Linked DNA regions of Mus musculus: region 2 is linked to region 1. The links are chromatin loops, found by intact Hi-C in ENCODE. Cell type or tissue: gastrocnemius. All regions are shown on one strand. Links, peaks and the distances in the headings refer to the core of each region. The heading gives the core; the rest is flanking DNA.

What was found. A loop is a pair of places that touch in the nucleus more often than their neighbours do. Peaks named below come from ENCODE experiments on the same cell type or tissue, not always from the same donor. Only the 100,000 strongest peaks of a DNase experiment are listed, where the experiment ranks them.
Region 2: a loop joins it to region 1, with 2.2 times the contacts of the local background. A loop is called at or near these places in 2 of 42 quality-filtered maps.

Annotation. Positions count from the first base shown.
Region 1 is chr3:107,928,420-107,937,712 of GRCm38, forward strand. Gstm7 (glutathione S-transferase, mu 7) reads right to left here and starts at 3,398. Exons shown (of 8, transcript NM_026672.3): 1 at 3,200-3,398; 2 at 2,896-2,971; 3 at 2,409-2,473; 4 at 2,054-2,135; 5 at 1,855-1,955; 6 at 644-739; 7 at 451-561. The coding sequence starts at 3,235. In gastrocnemius, for the core only: a CTCF peak has its summit at 3,556; DNase peaks (open chromatin) are centred at 3,401, 3,915 and 4,580; H3K4me3 peaks cover 1,143 bases; H3K27ac peaks cover 1,957 bases.
Region 2 is chr3:108,040,511-108,049,803 of GRCm38, forward strand. Gstm4 (glutathione S-transferase, mu 4) reads right to left here and starts at 4,346. Exons shown (of 8, transcript NM_026764.3): 1 at 4,127-4,346; 2 at 3,843-3,918; 3 at 3,385-3,449; 4 at 3,010-3,091; 5 at 2,814-2,914; 6 at 1,817-1,912; 7 at 1,626-1,736; 8 at 1-815. The coding sequence starts at 4,162. The coding sequence ends at 726. In gastrocnemius, for the core only: no CTCF peak of the experiment used is centred there; a DNase peak (open chromatin) is centred at 4,398; H3K4me3 peaks cover 1,412 bases; H3K27ac peaks cover 1,591 bases.

The sequences.
Region 1 (9,293 bases), core at 2,263-4,762:
TCCCACCATGCCTCCCTCTCTGAATGTCTGCGGCTTACACACTCCTGCCACGTTCTGCCTTTCCCCAGCATTCTGGACTGAGTAACCTAGGCAGCACAAGGACCCGAGGCTCTTCCTTTTGACACAAAATAGGAAATGTCTACTCCCTGCTGGCCTTAAAGGCCACACACCCCCAGGGAGCTGGGCACAACCTCTGCTAGTAAGGGACTTAGCCTCTATAGTCTGTTTCCTTATCTGTCCCATAGGACTCATAATTCAATCTGCCCTGCAAGTTGGTTGTAATGATAATTTTTACCCAATAGATAACGTATGCTGAGCCAGAAAGCAAGCACTCAGTACATGCTACTGGCTTTTGCTGATTTTAAGCTCAGTTCCAGGGCCAAGGGCCTTGCAAGCAGAGTGGGGAAGGGAGGACCTCAAAGAAGAACGAGGATTTAGAGCGTCCGTCACCTCAAAGCGCGCTATGAAGTCCTTCAGGTTTGGGAACGCATCCAGGCACTTGGCCTCAAACACTTGGTTCCTCTCAAGCACATCGTAAGCAATGAAATCCACAAAGGTGATCTGTAGGAAGCCGAGGGTGAGTGTGCTTGGATCAGGTAACCTGGGAAGGATGGCAACCCCTCCTCCCCACCCCTCCCTTTACCTTGTCCCCTGCGAACCATGGCCGCTTGCCCAGGAACTCAGAGTAAAGCCTCATCATTCCAGGGAGTTGCTCCAGGTACCCTGGCTTCAGCTTCTCCTAGAGCGGAACACACTGTGATCACCCTCAGTCACAAGATTCCGAGCAGAGGCCGCCCAAACAGGGCGACAAAGACCCCATCTGGGCAGAGGTGCAGCCACCTTCCCGAGACTAGGCCTGGGTTAATTCTGCTTTAATTTATGATGTCACTATTATTAATTCATTATGTCTATTGATTAGAGTCCTACAGGCACCAGATCCAATATCAGAGGTGATGAGGATCTACACAGGGGCACGCTGTCCCTGAGACTCACCACAGGTGCTCAGAACAACTCTTGTGAGTCACACCCAGGACTGTGTGAGCTGGCTCTCGCATTCAGATGTAATGTGAGTCAGAGAAGCAAATAACTAAAGCATTCTGGAAGAGAAGTTGGATGTTCTGCAGGAAGAAGAACGGTAGGGCTCTGGGGCAGTTTCAGAAAGATGAAGTGTGATGGGGTGAAAGGAGATGAGGCAAGAAGAGGCTTAGCCAGCTGTAGACTGCCTTTTGGGAACACTTCCTTATTACTGTGAGTATCCCAGGCATGGCTCTGGGTATCTGGTTGGGAAGAGTCCCCAGGTGATGGCTCCCATCCATTTCCAGCTTACTCCACTTTTTCTCATTGTTGGAATGTGTACTATAGAAGCAATGATGATGTAAGACATAACCGAGTAGGAGACATAACCCAGGCCAGAAATGGGTGATCAGAGCTGAGAGATTCTAAACACAGTCTTTACTACCCAGCTACCGACACTGGACTGTGGAGTGTTTGTTCTAGTTGCTGAAGTTCATTGTAAGTGCCATTTGACAAGACTCTATGTTGGCAGGGTGTGTGTGTGTGTGTGTGTGTGTGTGTGTGTGTGTGTGTGTGTACAAGAGTGTGTGTGTACGTGCATGGAAGGTTTGGTTTTGTTTTAGTGCTTTTGATTTTGAGACAGTGTAACCAGGAAGACCGTAACCTTAGTCCTTCTGTCTCAGTCTCCATACTGTGTCACCATGACTCCGCCAGCAGTTCAGAGTATCATCTGTAGGTGAGCAGCGCTAAGACGTTAGATGCTAAGCAAACAGAGCAGATGAGAAGGCAAAGGTACAAGCTCTGGTTCCCCCACCTCATCCAGCCCAGAGCAGGACTCACAAAGTCAGCGTTGTAGCAAAGCCTCGCCAGCACCATGCGGTTGTCCATAAGCTGATTCTCCAGAATATCCACACGGATCCTTTCCTCCTCTGTCTCCCCACCTGTGAAAAACACAGCCCAGACTCACACTCAACATGCCACCCTGGCCAAGCCCAGCTGGTGGCCATCGGTCCCCACCCCTGCAGCCGGCCCCACTCACACAGGTTGTGCTTGCGGCCAAGGTAGCGCAGGATGGCATTGCTCTGCGTGATCTTGTGTGACCCATCGATCAAGTAGGGCAGCTGAATGGACAAGCATGGAGAGTCAGATGGGATATGAAATCCCAGAATCCCTTCCTTGGGTGAGGACAGACACGAGGCCTGGCACTCAGTGTGCCTGCCATGGAAAACCTTCTATGAAAATGCTGCTCACTGAACAGAGAGCTGGGATACAGCCCATCACAGAAAGATGGTGTGGACAACCAGGAATGCGAAGATGAAAGCCAAAGGACTGATCCCATCTGTATAAACAGGGACACCACCACCATCTCCACACCTCCCCTCTCCTGTACTTACGTTAGGAAAGTCCAGGCCCAGCTTGAATTTCTCATTCAGCCACTGGCTTTGGTCATAGTCAGGAGCTGTGGTGGACAAGATAATATGAAATCAAAGGACCCATGTGTTCAAACCCCTTTCCCAAGATTTTCCCAAGGGGTCAGAGACAAGACTCTCCAAAGCAGTGGACCTGCAAGCTGACTCACAAAGTCATACTGCAAGCTTGCAAGGATGAAGATGTTTGTAAGGGCTGTGAGCTTCTTCATCGCTAAAGCTTGTGAAAGATTTAGCCAATTGCTAGAAGAATGGAGCCCAGTTATAAATACAGAGTACACTCAAATCTTTCCTTAGCATCTTCCATTGGCAAATCAAACCACACCATCAAGGGTTTTGGAAGGGGCATGTTACAGCTCCAACAAAAAAGTGTCAGAGCTGAGTGATGAGGTTGGTTGCTGGGCAACAATGGACAGGAGTTGGGCAGGGATCTGACTAGAAAGGATGCAGTCACCATCACCCATGGTGTATCTCTTCTCCTCATAGCTTGAGTCTGTGTATTCCAGGAACAGGCGAATGGCATGGGCTAGCTGTAAGAGACAAGAGATGGTAAAATTCTTTACCCCTTCTACACGAGTCCTCATTCTCTGACCTAGTTTCACTATGTCCATGGATGGACCAGAACACACACACACACACACACACACACACACACACACACACACACACATACACAGCTGCAAGAGCATGCCTCCATTGACTGCACGGATCCTTGTCCCTCCTCCAAGTCCTACTCTGCATTCGGACCCCTCTCTCACCCCACGGATGTCCCAGTAACCCAGTGTCATGGGCATGGTGCCGAGGTCTGAACGGACAGGCTCAGTGTCAATCTAGCCTTGGCTGTTCAGAGAGCTGCCAGAAACGGATTGGCTTCGCTTTGTCAGGTCTTCAGACTGCCCTTCCCCACCTCCCAGTTCCAGCCAATACCGGCATCCAGGAACAAGGCCAGGGCCGCCCCCAGAGCCAAGGCTGCCTGAGCTCCATTGTTATGGTGGTGGCTTGGCTGAGTGCCAAGAGCGAAAGGCGGGGCTGGGTTTGCTAGCTTCTTATTGGTGGTGCTGGGTTTCCGCTGTAGGACTGCTATTTTCTACCCTCTAGTCTAGATGGCAGCAGCATTCCCCAGTGGTGACAGTTCGGAAGGCCTAGGACCTTGACAACTGTGTCCTGAGGGCAAAATTATCTTTTATACTGTGAATACTTAAAGAACGAAGAACTGGAAAACATGATAATACAAATATATTCATGAATGCAAAACAAATTTTTCTGATGAAATTTATTTCATTTAAGTGTGTGTGTGTGTGTGTCCTGGATCACATAGTAAATGATGTATCTGGAGTTTTTTTTCTGTTTTTTATTCTGATATAACATTAATCTTTGAAAAAATTCACAAAAGAAATGAGTGCCCACTTAATCACCTGTATACTGTAGCTGCTTCCTTGTTCGGGTGCCCTCCGCTAAACTCCGCCTTCCTTGGCTTGCCTTTCCCTCTCTCCTGATCTTCCCACCCCCTACCTTTGACTCTTTCCAGCATGAGTACAAAATCTTATAACCAAGAGTCATTTCATTTTCTTTCCCACTAACACCATGCCGGGGATGCGTGAGACCCTGGAGTAGCTGTGATTGATAATCACCTCTGCCGTGCTGCTTCCTGGCCAGGCTTGCACTTGGACCTGTGACTTCTGACAATTGACGGAACATGTTTCTCTTTACAGAGCCTTGAAAGCCTTGTGCCCAATTCCCGAGGAACAAGTGTTCTTTGTCTTATGTTTCTTTTTTATCCTTTTCTCTTTTGCGATGGCTTTAGAGGTTGGCCTTGGGACCCTGTGTAACCCAGGCTGGTCTTGGATTAGGCTCAGTTCTCCTGTCTCAGCTCCCGAGTGCTAAGATTAAGGACATGGAGTGCCACACCTGTCTCTTTTAGGAAGCACCGCCAACTCACTCAGATCTCAACTCTTTTAAACACGTTTTATGTTTATGTTGGTTTCATTTGGTTGTGTTAAAATGTAGCTGAGGGTGAGGAAACCTGCCTTAGTTTGAGATAGCATTGCTCTGATTTTTTTCGACCAACTTTTATTAATGTCTGATCTCAGTGACATTGTGGGGTGGGCAAGTTTCCAGCCACAAGGTACCCTTCATGTTCTAGAGACCCGGTGAAGGCTGCCTGCACTGGGAGGTGTCCTTCTTAGTCCGCTTGGACCCCTGTGAACCAGGCTCTATTAGGGTCTCCAGACAGTCCTTAGAGGCAATAGTGAAAGCTGGAATGGCAGTCAAAGCAAGTGTGACTCAAGCCTTATGGGGACCAGACAGGCTCCCATATGCAGAGACCTCACTGGGGTATACTGCAGATAAGACCTGCCTCTGTTACACACGTGTTGCAAGTACAGAGCCTAAAGATGATGGGCTCCCCCAGCTCCTCAGCACAGCACAGCACAGTCACTGCTGGACAGGACAGTGAAGCCAACTTCAGGGACGGCCACTTCAGGAGGCCACTGAGTTGAAGGAAAAGGAGCTGGGGCAAGAATGGGGCAGGGATTAGGGAACAGCAAGATGGTGCCAGAGTAGCAGGGGGATGACTGCGACTGAGACTTTAGGGCTCCCATTCTGTCCCCTCTCTGCCTGTCTTCCCACAGGACACCCTGCCACTCCTTGCCTTCACAGACACGACCATTTCTCACAGGGAACATCCTTGCTGGTTTACACAGAAACGTCCTGTAACCAGACAAAGACGTCCATGACAGGCCAGTGCAGCAGGACAGAGAGCCCAGACCTGAGCCAGGGACCCAGCAAACCCAGGATCAAATGCACAAGGGGAGGAGGGCCAGCTAAGGATGCTGAGCCAGCTCTAATTGTTCTCTTGCAAGTAGAGGTCCAACCCGCTCTCTGTGGAGCCTCAGGTCAATCTCACTGAGTCCCAAAGCTGCCTCATATCCAGCCCTGCTCCATGGGGCCATGCAAAGAGACACTGGGAGTGTTTGTTCCATCTTACCAGGAGAGCCTGCTCAGATAATTTCTGCAGGGTTCAGAGACCTACTGCTGAGGGTTATCAAGAAACCAGGTACAGTGGGCCTTGGGCTGCAGCCCTCAGCTCTCCAGTTCATCCCTCTCATAGCCATAGGAAGCTTTGCACAGCCACCAATGCTATGATTCCTGCAACAGAACCAGAGCCAAAGAGAATCTGAGAAAGAGGAGCATTTGATGTAGAAAAGACTCCAGACTGCAAACCTGTTGTGCTGGTGCCTCCAGTCCCCTACTGTCTAACAGAGTAGCTTCTGTGTGTATCAAGCGGACTCTGGGGGACCCAGGGCTGTGGAAGTAAAAGTTACTGTGATTGCCGGTAGCCAGGAGGGGCCATGACTTGCATGCCTCTTGCTCTCTGCTGGACTGAGTCACTGGATGGAAAGTCACCCACACAGCTCAATGTGCTTCACACATAGATAATCACCGAGTACCAATGAGAATACATAATCCCATCTCCCAGGTAAAAAACCAGACACCCAGAGAACGGAGAAGGAGCGCTTGAGAGGGAAGGAAACTGCCCCATTTAATGTCAGGATTGCAGTCTGCCAACTAGGGAGCTGGAGAGACGGTTCAGTGGTTAAGAGCGGTTGCTAGACAACCATGAGGACCTGAGTTCTGATCCCGGTGTCCACGTAGCAAGCTAGGCATAGGTTCAGCCCACATGTAGCCATAGCATTGAGGAGTGGAGACAGGAGCATGGCTGGAGCTTGCTGGCTAAAAGTCCATCTGAAATATGAGCTGGGCTACCAGATTCAGGTAGAGACCCTAAGGTGGAAAGTGGTAGAGAATCCCTGACAGCTTGACGAACCTCCCTGTGTGTGTGTGTGTGTGTGTGTGTGTGTGTGTGTGTGTGTGTGTGTGTGTGTGTGTGTGTGTGCGTGCGCGCATGTCTTCTACATGTCTGCTCAAATCTAGCACCAACTATATCCCCTGGGTCTCTGTTTCTCCCATTGGGGATTTAAGTCACTAAGGTAGTCTGCAGAGGGAATATGAATAGTGTCTTGTGATCCTTCATCTCAGCCCTTTAATTCAACTTCCTAAGGCCCTCGGCTGACATGTTCACCCCTCCCAAGGATCCTGGAGTGGGAAACACAGCCTATGCAATGACCTGAGTCCTCTCTTTTGGTTCAAAACAGGGGTATTCACAACCTGCTAGCCTCAGACTTCAGAGACCAACAGAGAAGTCCTGCACAGCTATCACTAGTACCAGGTTCTCAAGCAAGTGACTGAATCTCTACAGTTGGCTTCCTTATCTGACCAGTGGGACAGGTAACTCTATCTGCCTTGTGGAAATGTTCTTATGATTCATTTGACCCCAGGTTGTAGGATGTGAGCACCCCGTCCTGGAATAAAGCGATCAATGGTCATAGTTATTTTTCCTTTTGGCTCTAGATTTAGGAACAAATTGTGGAAAGAGATTCAGAGAGAAAGTATCCACTTGAGAAGAGAAGTGGTGCTCTTGGGACTGGAATGCATACAGAGGTCTGGTTTCCCTGTGCTTCTGCCGCCGACTTCTTCACTAATGTCAGAACCAGCATTTCGAGGCTTCCATGAATCATGGACTGAGTCAGAATCTCAGATGTGAGACAGGTTTGGGTTTTTTTTTTTTTTTTTTTTTTTTTTTTCACTATTTTGGCTTAAGCTCACACATGGGCAGCCCACACAATAATAGCAGACATTTAGTTCTTCACCTCAGATAAACCCAGGGTTTGGCCACAATCTCCCACAACCTGCCATCAGCCCAGTCACACATACTATTCTTGGTACTCTGTAGCACAAGATGGTGCCATTTTAGATGCTCCTGTGAGTGCCTGAGCAAACTATACTTCTATGCCTCACCTGCATAGAGGACCTTCCTGCCTTGGTTTTAGCTTGCTTTCTCTCTCTCTCTCTCTTTCTCCTTTCCATACTTGAATTATAACTTCATCTAAGGACAGGGTCGTCAGGTAGAACACATGGGTAGGGAGTTTGTCTCTCCCTCCCCCGAGGGCCCTTCCAGACAGCATAGTCCTAAACAGAGGACTTCAAGTAACCACTTTCCTATCACAAATTAACTAAGCCCTCTGTTCTTCCAAAAGCCCTTATCCAGAAATGTCCTTGGGACTTTTCAAAAAGAGATACAAACCCACACAATCTCCTTTAGTTTAGTTGGGTGGTATCAGCTGACCTTGAACCCACTTTCTCCTATCACATCATTCTCCCTCCCAGTTGTTCTCACGGGGCACCTTAGAGAACAAGCCTGCAACTTCGGACCTCACCATGCTGTGCTTCCTCCCTTCCCTCGGGTGTTGATAAGGCTTTTGCCTGAAGGGTAATTTGACTCAATACTTTTCTCTTGAGCCCAACAAAAAGGAAGCACCCTGGTGAATGGAGGAACCACAGATGGAATAAGGCTGAGACCCTGAAAGACTCCCTGGAGCTGCCCAGCCCCCTGGACTCTCCCCGTGAGAGAAGATGAACTGGGGACAGGCCCTTGCAGATGTATAGTTTGGGGCTCCTTCATGTCACATTCTCTGCCTCTTAGCCATCAAGACGTGAAATCAGTCTCTGCCATACACCTTGACAATCATAATATTCTGCCTAAGCACATGAGACCACACACACATATATACATATACACATAGTGTGTAAGTGTGTGTGTGTGTGCGCGCGCGTGCACGCTCGCGTGCGCATGTGTGCCTGGGTTTGCTTGCATGTGGAGGGCAGCAGTTGATATCAGGTGTCTTCCTCAAGCTCTCTCTTCCTTACTTTTTGAGACAAGATCTCTCACTGAGCCAGGCTCTCATTGGTTTAGCTAAGCTGTCTATAGAGTAAGTTCAGAGAGTTTCCATTGCCCCAGCTCAGGGATAATAAATTCATATCACAACACTTGGCTTGATCTATGCAAAGGACTAAACTCGTGTGTTTGCGCTTGCATGGCACACAAGTACTTTATAGACTGAGTCACATCCGCATCTTTTCCTGGTTCTTTTTAGTACTTCTGTTGGCTGTCAAACGCCATGTGAATGAATCCAAACATGCACACTCAGCTAGGAACTATTGAAACGTATTGGGAAGTATTTTTCTAACTTCTGATATAGAATGATACTAGTATTAGTCTGGTTTAATATTTCTGCCTACTTAACCTTTATATACTTCTATTAACTTACCTTTTTCCTGATTTTTTGTTGCATTTATGTCTAAGTTGGTGTTTAATAAAGGTCAGTGTCTTAGTCAGGGTTTCTATTCCTGCACAAACATCATGACCAAGAAGCAAGTTGGGAAGGAATGGGTTTATTCAGCTTACACTTCCACACTGCTGTTCATCACCAAGGAAGTCAGGACAGGAACTCACACAGGGTAGGAACTTGGAGGCAGGAGCTGATGCAGAAACCATGGAGAAGTGCTGCTTACTGCCTTGCTTCCCCTGGCTTGCTCAGCTTGCTTTCTTATAGAACCCAGGACTACCAGGCCAGGGATGGCACCACCCACAATGGGTCCTTCCCCCTTGATCACTAATTGAGAAAATGTCTTATGGCTGGATCTCATGGAGGCATTTCCTCAAGGGAGGCTCCTTTCTCTGTGATAACTCCAGCTCCTGACAAGTTGACACACAAAGCCAGCCAGTAGAGTCAGCATAAAGGATTTTGATCTTACCAGATTAATAAACATTTCTCATCTATGAATGTTTATCTTATAAGCTTTTCATTTTAATTAATCATTTATTTCACAGTGACCCGCACATCTGCCTATGAGTGCTTACTTCTTAACTGCTGTAACAGGCAGCAGCTGAGACTTGGCGTAAGGACAATGCCCAGCAGGGCCATCCTCCAACATGTTCCAAGTTACAGGTAG
Region 2 (9,293 bases), core at 3,130-5,629, 110 kb after region 1:
ATCAGAGACAGGATCCTGGAGACATATAGATATAAGGCAGCCATAGCACAGTGGGCAGAGAGGATCCTGGCTTTCTGCTGGGGACTCCTATCAGCCTGGATCCTCACCACTGAGACCTGCATGACAAATCTCAGTGCTGCTAGCATAAAGGAGATCTAAGCTCCCTTTGAGCTCCACAGAGCCTTCTGCAGCTGCCTCCTGAGAAACAAACAGGTGGGGCTAGGAAGGGCCAAACCCCTGCCTATCCAACTAAAATCCCTGTGAACTCAGCCTCTGCCCGGGTCACTAGGCAGCCACTGGAGATAGTAGTAAAAGCTGGTAGTGCGGCAGCCAGAGCCAGTGTGGTTCAGGCTTTACAGGAGGGACCCAAAAGAGCTGTGCAGAGACCAAATTCACACACCAGCCGTCTCTGGTCTCCAGACAAGCATGGGGAGCCCCAGGCTGAGTGCTGATGGAGAGTCCCAACTCTTCACAACAGCACAGCTGCTGGCAGGCAAGACCATCAAGTGGGCGCGGGACACAGTCATGCTAGAAGGGCATTTTGCTAAAGGAAAACTAGGAGCCTAGGCTTTAGAGGGTTTGAAAGGGCAGGGACTGGATGAAAGAAAAGAGGACCTTTGACACTCTGGGGTCAGGAAGGGGATGGACAGAAAGCAGCACTAGGGCTACAGGAAGTTCAACTGTTCCCAGAACCCCCGGTTCCCACTTCCTGCCCAGTCAAGGCTCTACTTATTGCCCCAAGTGGCCACCTTTGTATATAGGGGTGTTCGGAGGAAGCGGCTGGTCTTCATGTAAGCAGAGATCCTCTTCAGTACCTGAGAGTTAAAGAAAAACAGAAAACCAAACACTAAGATTTGCTCAGGGCCAGAGAGGTTAAACAGCTTCCTCCTGCCCACACTGCTATTACATGGCACCCATCTGGGATTAGCCTGGCCTCTGTCTCTCAGATTTTGTACTCTCTTGGCCCACTCCCTTCCTGACCTCCCCATGCTCCTCTTGCACACATCTTGCCTGGGTTTGCACACTGACTATGAATCTGTCTAGCAGGACAAAGAGGCATGTTTTGAAGATAACCCCTATGTCATCCAGTGACTCTGCAAAACCAGGGTCAAAGTTTATAGATACAGATAGATCAGAAAAGAAAAGCCAGGCTCACTGTAATCATTCCCTAAGGAGAAAGCCACACTTCTGAACCTGGTACTGAGCTTCATCCAATCCCGTCTCCAGCCTCGATACAGGCATGGACAAGGTGCACTGGCATTTACATACGCTGTTGGCCTTCTAGCAGGAGCGTGAGCCCCTAGAATATCTCTAAAGACATCAATGAGGTCCAGAGCTGCCTGTATCCAAGGGAAGTCAAGGGAGACCCTGGCACAGCTCTGCTAGTGCTGAAGCCCTGAGCAAGTATAACTCCACAGTTTCACATTTGCTTAGCCAAGCAATGGGACTGATAGTCCCCTCCACCACGGAGGAACGCTGATCACTATAAGCCTGATCAACAGATGTAGGGTGCTCGGCACTGACACTGGCAGAAAGCAATTGCTCAATTCCTGATTCTTATCCTCAGCCCAAGAAAACATCAAGGCAAAGTTGACAGCCAAGGGGAAGAAGGACCAGGGCATCACCTCAAAGCGGGCCACAAAGTCCTTCAGGTTTGGGAAGGCGTCCAGGCACGTGGGTTCGAATATAAGGTGCAGGTCCAGGATATCGTAAGCCAGGAAATCTACAAAAGTAATCTGCAAAGGGCCACGAATGAGAGATGGCATGGAATTCTGTCCCCGAGAAGAATGACAATGCTCAACTTTTCCCCCTTTACCTTTTCACCAACAAACCATGTCCGCTGGCCCAGGAACTGTGAGAAGAGCTTCACCATTCCAGGGAGCTGCTCCAAGTATTCCACCTTCAGTTTCTCCTGAGGCAGAAAACAGCTGTCACCATGTAAGTTCCTGAAGAAGGACTGGCCCTTCAGTATCATGCACGGCCCTAAATAGCCAGAGGTGGGCAGCCGTCTCCACTAAGATGGAGACTCAGTCACAGTCCAGGTCTCGATTTAACATATGAGCACTTACTTACTAGACGCCTCGGTAGCCCACCCCACCCTTCAAATGCAGTGGAAGACCAGGGAAGAATAAGACTGCCCACAGTGGGGCATCATCATTCTTGATGCCTACATGGCTGGGTACCCTGCGCACCTGGCAGGTACCAATGCCAGGCAGCATCAAAGAATCAAGAACTAAAATACTCAGAGGAGATGAGAGTCCACACAATGGGTCCAGAAGAATGAAATATACTTGAGTTTTCCCCATAAATTGAGGAGAATCTGAAGCAAAAAAGGAGAGAAAATCCTTCAGGCTGACCCTGTGCTACCTAAGGAATATGCTGACTCCAGGGGGTGTGAACAGAAGCACTCTGAGAGGCTGGAAAGGGTTCTGTGACAGTCCCTCATCTTGGACTTCATTTTCTAATCCATGGGATATTCCTGTATTTCGTGACCAGCAAAGATATGAACTAGCTGGCAGAGGACACAGGTAGAAAACACTTGGAAAACACAACTCCACTATCTAGGAACTTAATGTCCACTCTGGGAAGTCTGGACTGCACCCTAAAATAGGTGGGGCCTAAGTAAGAGCATTCATTTGATAGTTCAGTGTCATGGGGACAGCTGATGACAACACATGAAACATCCTGGAGGGTAAGAGGCTAAGAAATTCAAAAGGTAAATAAGATCTGTGCAGATTGGGAACCTGAGGGAGCTGACTCCTGACCCAAACGCTGCCTGGTCCAGCCCAGGGAGGGAGTGAGATGAGACTCACAAAGTCTGGGCTGTAACAGACTCGAGCCAGCTGATTGGAGACATCCATAGCCTGGTTCTCCAAAATGTCCACGCGAATCTTCTCTTCCTCTGTCTCCCCACCTGCAGCACACACAGCACAGACGCATCTTCAACACCTCACACCAGCCAAGCCAAGGGGGTTGTCCCCCACCCCACCCTGCTGACGCCCCACTCACACAGGTTGTGCTTGCGGGCAATGTAGCGCAGGATGGCATTGCTCTGCGTGATCTTGTGTGACCCATCAATCAAGTAAGGCAACTGCTTGGACAATAAAGGATGGTCAGACAGGATGTGAGGTCCCAGCCTTCCTTCTCTGGATTAGGACTGACATGTGGCCTGCCGTTCATCATGGCTAGCATGGGAAGCCCTCTACGAACACACTGCACACTGAATGGAAAAGCTAGGACACAGCCCATCTCAGAAACGCCACCAGGAACGGAAGCAAGTGAACAGAAGGAAGCATTGACTCCAAGCCCCTCTTCCAGGTGAGGAGGTGAGATGACTTCCCCAAACCTCCCCGTCCCCAAACCTCCCCGTCCCCCTCTACCTACATTGGGAAAGTCCAGGCCCAATTTGAACTTCTCACTCAGCCACTGGCTTCGGTCATAGTCAGGAGCTGTGATTGATGAGATTGCATAAAGAGAAATCAGCCCAGTGTCCAACACACCTATTTCAGGGACCCAACCCCCTAAGACAAGGATCTGTAACCTCACACAGTGAGCCTTTATCCCTGAAAGTTTCAGGAATAAAGAGTGCTTGGAACTGAGGGGCCTACAAAGTTTAGGCAAATCTTGATGAGGAATGTGATCTAATTTCAACAGGAGGGGTATCCACCCCTTCACTTCCAGGAGGAAGGAAGGTCAAGCCCAGCTCTCTGGGGCTTACTGAAAGAGGCAGATTCTAAGTCCATCTGGGGGAGCCCCGTAGTGCGGGAGGCGTGAAATGTAATGTAGGCACCAATTGCTAGGCGCCAATGGACAGGAGACGTCTGACCGACAAATAGCATTACCGTCTCCCATGGTGTATCTCTTCTCTTCATAGCTTGAGCCTGTGTATTCTAGGAGCAGCCGAATAGCGTGAGCTAGCTGAAAAGATAGGAATGGGGGCGGGGGACTTCTGTGTGACTTCACCTCCTCCAAGTGCATATACACGGGCGCACAAACCAGCAAGGACATGTGTGCAAGACCCTGAGCCAGACAAGCAAGGGATTCCTCTCGCCCCACCCCATCCTCACCCCCCAGCTCGCCTTCTCCTAACCCTGCAATCCTTCCCACTCATCAGGTGGTTGCTCACCCCACGGATGTCCCAGTAACCCAGTGTCATAGGCATGATGCTGGTGCCTGAGACTGAGTCCACCGGCCTCCGGTGTGAGCAACTTTGACTTTATCCTAGTGCCCTCGGGTCCCTGGGCGGGGCTGGTGCCCGGCGTGATCCTGCCCCTCCAGACTCTGCCCCGCAACACACACCCTGCTCTACAGCTTTTCCCCTGACAGTCACCTACAGAAGCCAAATTACTGAGCTCCGCCCCCAACAGACCGGAAAGCGTAATAAGCGATCCCGCCTGCAGTTCCGCCCAATCGTCCAGCCCGGTGCGCAGATGCAGAGCTCTAGTAACTCCCTGCCTTTGCCGTACCGCTCTGCCTTCTTACCCTGTTGCCTTCGGTCTGTGGGAGGGTCAGGCCACTAGGAGAGGCCCCAACCCGGAAGTGCTGATTAAGCACTTCAACCCTGCTGTCAAACAAGACAGACTTCTGCGGGGCTCTGCTGATGACAGTGGTCCCCAGGTGATGTTTTTCCGTCTGGCAGAGAACATGTTGTCTTTCTGTTCAGAAGTTCCTCATCTGAATTCAAAGAGATTATTTCTATCACAGATAAACCCCTGACTCAAAAAAAGGGTGGAAAATGGAAAATTTGAAGTTTCATACATGGTCAGGATGTCTGTATTACCCAAGGACAGAGGCAGCTTTCTCTATTGAGTGACCGTCTTAGTGTGTACTTACACAGACCTAAGACTTCTGAAATGTCCGAGGGTACACAGGGTCAGCATGTGACAACTCAGGATTAGTTTATAGCAAATGCAATCAAGAGAGAGATGTCTGAGTTCTCAATAGCTGCTGTTCATAGCAAGGCACACTGTTTCTTCACACAACATTGGTTGTCGTATGTGTCCAAAGACTGTAGTCTGCGGAGGGGGGCTTAGGGAAGTGGGCTCTCATTTTGTACAACAGACATCACACACTCACTGCATTTTGTTATTACATTAAGACTTCTACAAGATCACCAAATAAGAATTTTAAGCTCCATTATAAGTCTTCCTGAGTATATAGGGTCCATCTTTAACTAAAATGTGCTAAAGTGGCAGGTGACCATACTTACAATTCTTACTAATGTTAAGAATGTACTGTGGCAATGCATTGTGACAAAAATAATTCTCACATTCTAAGAGACTGGGACTTTCACTGGACCTCACAGCAAGAGTTAATAATACATCTTGAAGTCCCTTAAGCTTGCTATTCTACTATGTACTCTGTCTGTCTGTTTAGCCTTCCTTTAAGAGAATGATGTAAGAAGAAATACTTGTCTTGGATTTTCCATGTAATAAACTTCTATGACCTAAGATAACACGCAGCTGTAATCTGTTTTTTGGGTTTTTTGGTTGATGATGGTGGTGTTTTGAAGGTTTGGGGGGGTGGGGGGGGCAAGTTTTTGTTTGGTTTTTATTGTTGTTTCTCAGAGACAAGGATGTGTCACTCTCTGCATATCCCCAGATGTCCTAGAACTCACTGTATAGACCAGGCTGGCCTTGAATTCACGGAGATCCACCTGTCTCTGCCTCTGTGTGCTGAAATTAAAGGCGTGTGTCATCACACATGGACCTGTAATCCTTAATTGTGTACTTGTCTTAGTGACTTTTCTACTGCTGTGGCAAAGCATGTGTTTTGCATGTTGGTTTATTGTGTTGCTTAACTTGCCATTTCCCTTGCTTGTCTTCTGACTTCCCTACTCATTATCAAGCATAGAACTATTTCTACATATCTCTCAATGTGTTTGTCTCTTTGATTTTTGGTGTTTGAGATTAGGGGTCTCACTATGTAGCCCAGGCTGCCCTGTAACTCACAGAGTTCCTTCTGCCAATTTTTGCTGTATGTATTTTTGTCCCAGTCCCACTATGGAAGTGATCATTTATAAAAAGGAATCCCGTAACCCTCCTGGGAGTTCTCCCAAATTATCTGTGCTTGCCTCGTTTTGAAAGGGTTATCTAGTTATCCTTGAATAAGCGTGATTTCTTGGCAGATAGTTTTAAATATCTGGAACACTCTAAGGACTAGTTGGAATCAGAGTAAGTTAGTGTACAGGAGAAGGTGTCAGCCTCATGTCACTAGAGACATGGTGGAACTCATATGGCTCCAGACGTGTGAGCATCCTTTGTGTCTCAAGATGAACAAAGTTCTGGGCGTTGGGTTCTTGTTTTTTGTTTCATCTTGTTGCTTAAAACAACAACAACTTATTTTTGACTATTTAATACCTCCGTACAAGATAGACTTATTGAATAGAATTTAAACAGTTCCTGCTAGACAGGTTTAGATAGCCCTGAAGAAAGCAAGAAGCTGTGGCAGCCTGAGTAACCCCAAAATAAATTATAGTTGATTGGCCTTGCTGATAGGCTTGTAGTGACCTCAGGAGGACCCAAAAGTTTTGCAAGACTGGAGACTGGAATCCAGACCATGAGCAAAGGTAACTACCAGAGGGGCCTCTTAAAGGGAAGTTCCCTTCTGACTTTTTTTTTTTTAAAGCAGCTGTGAAATTTTTGTTGTCAGAGTCATGTGAGGGTCATAAGTTAGCAACCTTCAGATCCAGAGCTGCAGCGGTGATCTGGGAGAAGGGCAGGGAAGTATTATAAACTCTTAAGTGACAGGTAGAGAGTACCTGGCATCAGACATAGAAGGATCAAGATGGGAGAAATAACGCTTTTGACTTGAGAGCTTCAAAGTGGAAAGAAGAGAAGGACTAATGGGCAGGAAAGGGCTCTGGATCTGAATGTTAATCTTTACCAGTGTCTGACATGGAAGCTGTCTACCTGTGACTCAGCATCTTCTAGAGGACTCCCAGGGATCTCATTTTAAGATTTCTATGGTTGGCTGGCAAGATGACTCAGCAATTAAGAACACTTAGTGCTCTTGCAGAGGACCTGGGTTTGGTTTCCATCACCTATATCAGGTAGCTCACTACCTCCTGACCCACACCCCTTCTGGATTCCATGAGCACTTGCACACATGCAATACATACATACATACATACATACATACATGGAGAATAATTAATAATTTTTTAAAATTTTCTACTGAGTGGTGGAGGCATGCATGTTTAATCCCAGAACTCAGAAGGCAGAGGCAATCAGATTTGTATGAGTTCGAGGCCAGCCTACCTACAGAATGAGTTCCAAGACAGCCAGAGCTACACAAAGAAACCCTGTCTCAAAAGAAACAAAAACAAACAAAACCATTTCCGATAGAATGGGTGCTCAGTGCTTTGGAGTGAATATGTACTCTTCAAGCTGATCAATACTAACCTTTGGATAAATATTTTAGAGTTTCACAAAACCCTTCTTATGTTGACTAAAGGAAAATTCTTCTCAGGCCTTTAAAAATAGTCTCATGCTATAGACAATAGCTAGGGAGTTTGACATTGAAGCTAGTACCTCTTGATAGCATTGTCGGTGCTAAGTGAATCTCTTACACTCCTTGATTGAAGTTCATCACAATTACATCGCGCCTAAGATTGGAGGTGAAACTTTCAAACACATGGGCCAGCATCTTATTAACTCCTCAGGAGGTCATCCCCAGGCCTGGAAGGGACTGATCTGGTATTCTTTAAAGCCACTGGTAAAGTGTTAAGCTAAGGGAGAAAGGGGGCTTGGTTTGTTTAGTTTTACAATTTTAGTAGCTCTAGTTTTCCCCTGAAAATGAATATATACATATATATATATAGCACAGTTAAAGCAATACAAGAAAGGAAAAGCTTCAATTTGCCCTGCGTGGAGAAGGGAGCTGGGAAGTCATCAGAGCATATTCCACTGTGGGAGGCAGTCCATCCATTTAGAGGTTGGCAAGGTCTCCAAGATCTTGGCTCTGTTCCACATCGCACACTACACTGATTAGCAGCACACAGCTGGCAGGAAGACATAGTTTTCAAACCTCTTTGGTTACATCTGTGAAGTCACAGCACCGATGTTGGTTTATAATTGCTGCTGATTTATGTGCCATGAGACACTTTTGCTCAGCTACCTTTGAAATTACCTTTATAATATGAGCAGACATCCTGACCAGATAATGAGCACTCAAAGCTTCCTGGTTTTCTGCCTTTTTTTTTTTTTTTGAGTCACTTATTTGTAATAATTAGAAGCAATCTCTTCAAGTTCCTCCAAAGCCTGTCTTTTCCAGGTGATTAGAGTCTTGGTTACTGTTGCTGTGTTGAGCACGCTGCTTGCCTAAAGCTCTTCTCTGAAGTTCTAGATCCCATGCTCAACAGATATTTATTTAAATTGTATTAAAGCTAAAAGTTTAATTATTGTTTTATAGGTTTGGGGTTTCTTTTTGGAAGGGGTTGTTTGGTTTGGGGGGGTGTTTGTTATTGTTTTGACTGTGAGTTTTGTTTTAGTCTTGGGTTTGTTTTGTTGAAACAGCATCTCACACTACAGCCCAGACCGTGCTGGAACTCACTATTATGCCCAAGCTGATTTCACACCCCCCCCCCGGGCAATATTTCTGCCTCATGCTCCTGAGAGCTGGGGCACAAGGTGCAAGCACACCACAGGGGGCTTCAGTGTTTCATTTGGATCTGTTACTGCAGTTTTATAATTCTTGCCAAAGCCAGAAACCTCTACATTTCCAATGCATTCAATGTTGACAGAACCTCACAATGATTTTGGATACCAGAAGTGATTTCATTCCAGAGTGGTCTATATTTTAAGGGTGAATTTAGGTCTACGCTAACTTATTTAAAGATTTTTAGAAATATGTGTCTGTGAGCACAACTGCAAGTGGCCCAGGAGGCCAGAAGCATCAGATCTTCTCTGTAGCTGGAGTTACAGGAGGTTGGGAGCCACCCAGTGTGGGTGCTGGGACCCAAACTCAGGTCCTCTGCAAGAGCAGTGCATGCTCTTAACCCCTAAGCCATCTCTCCAGCCTCCGTCATCACATTTTTTAGAAAGATTTATCAGAAGAGGGCATCAGGTCCCATTACAGATGGTCGTGAGTCACCATGCAGTTGGTGGGAATTGAACTCAGGACCTCTGAAAAGAGCAGTCAGTGCTCTTAACCACAGAGCCATCTCTCCAGCCTCTGTCACCACATTTAAAAACATGAGAAAATAAAACCAGGTCAGGACTCTCCAAGCGACTTTATAACAAAAACAGTTAAGAATAAAGGAAGAGCATGGAGAGTTAACAAAACAATGCCGG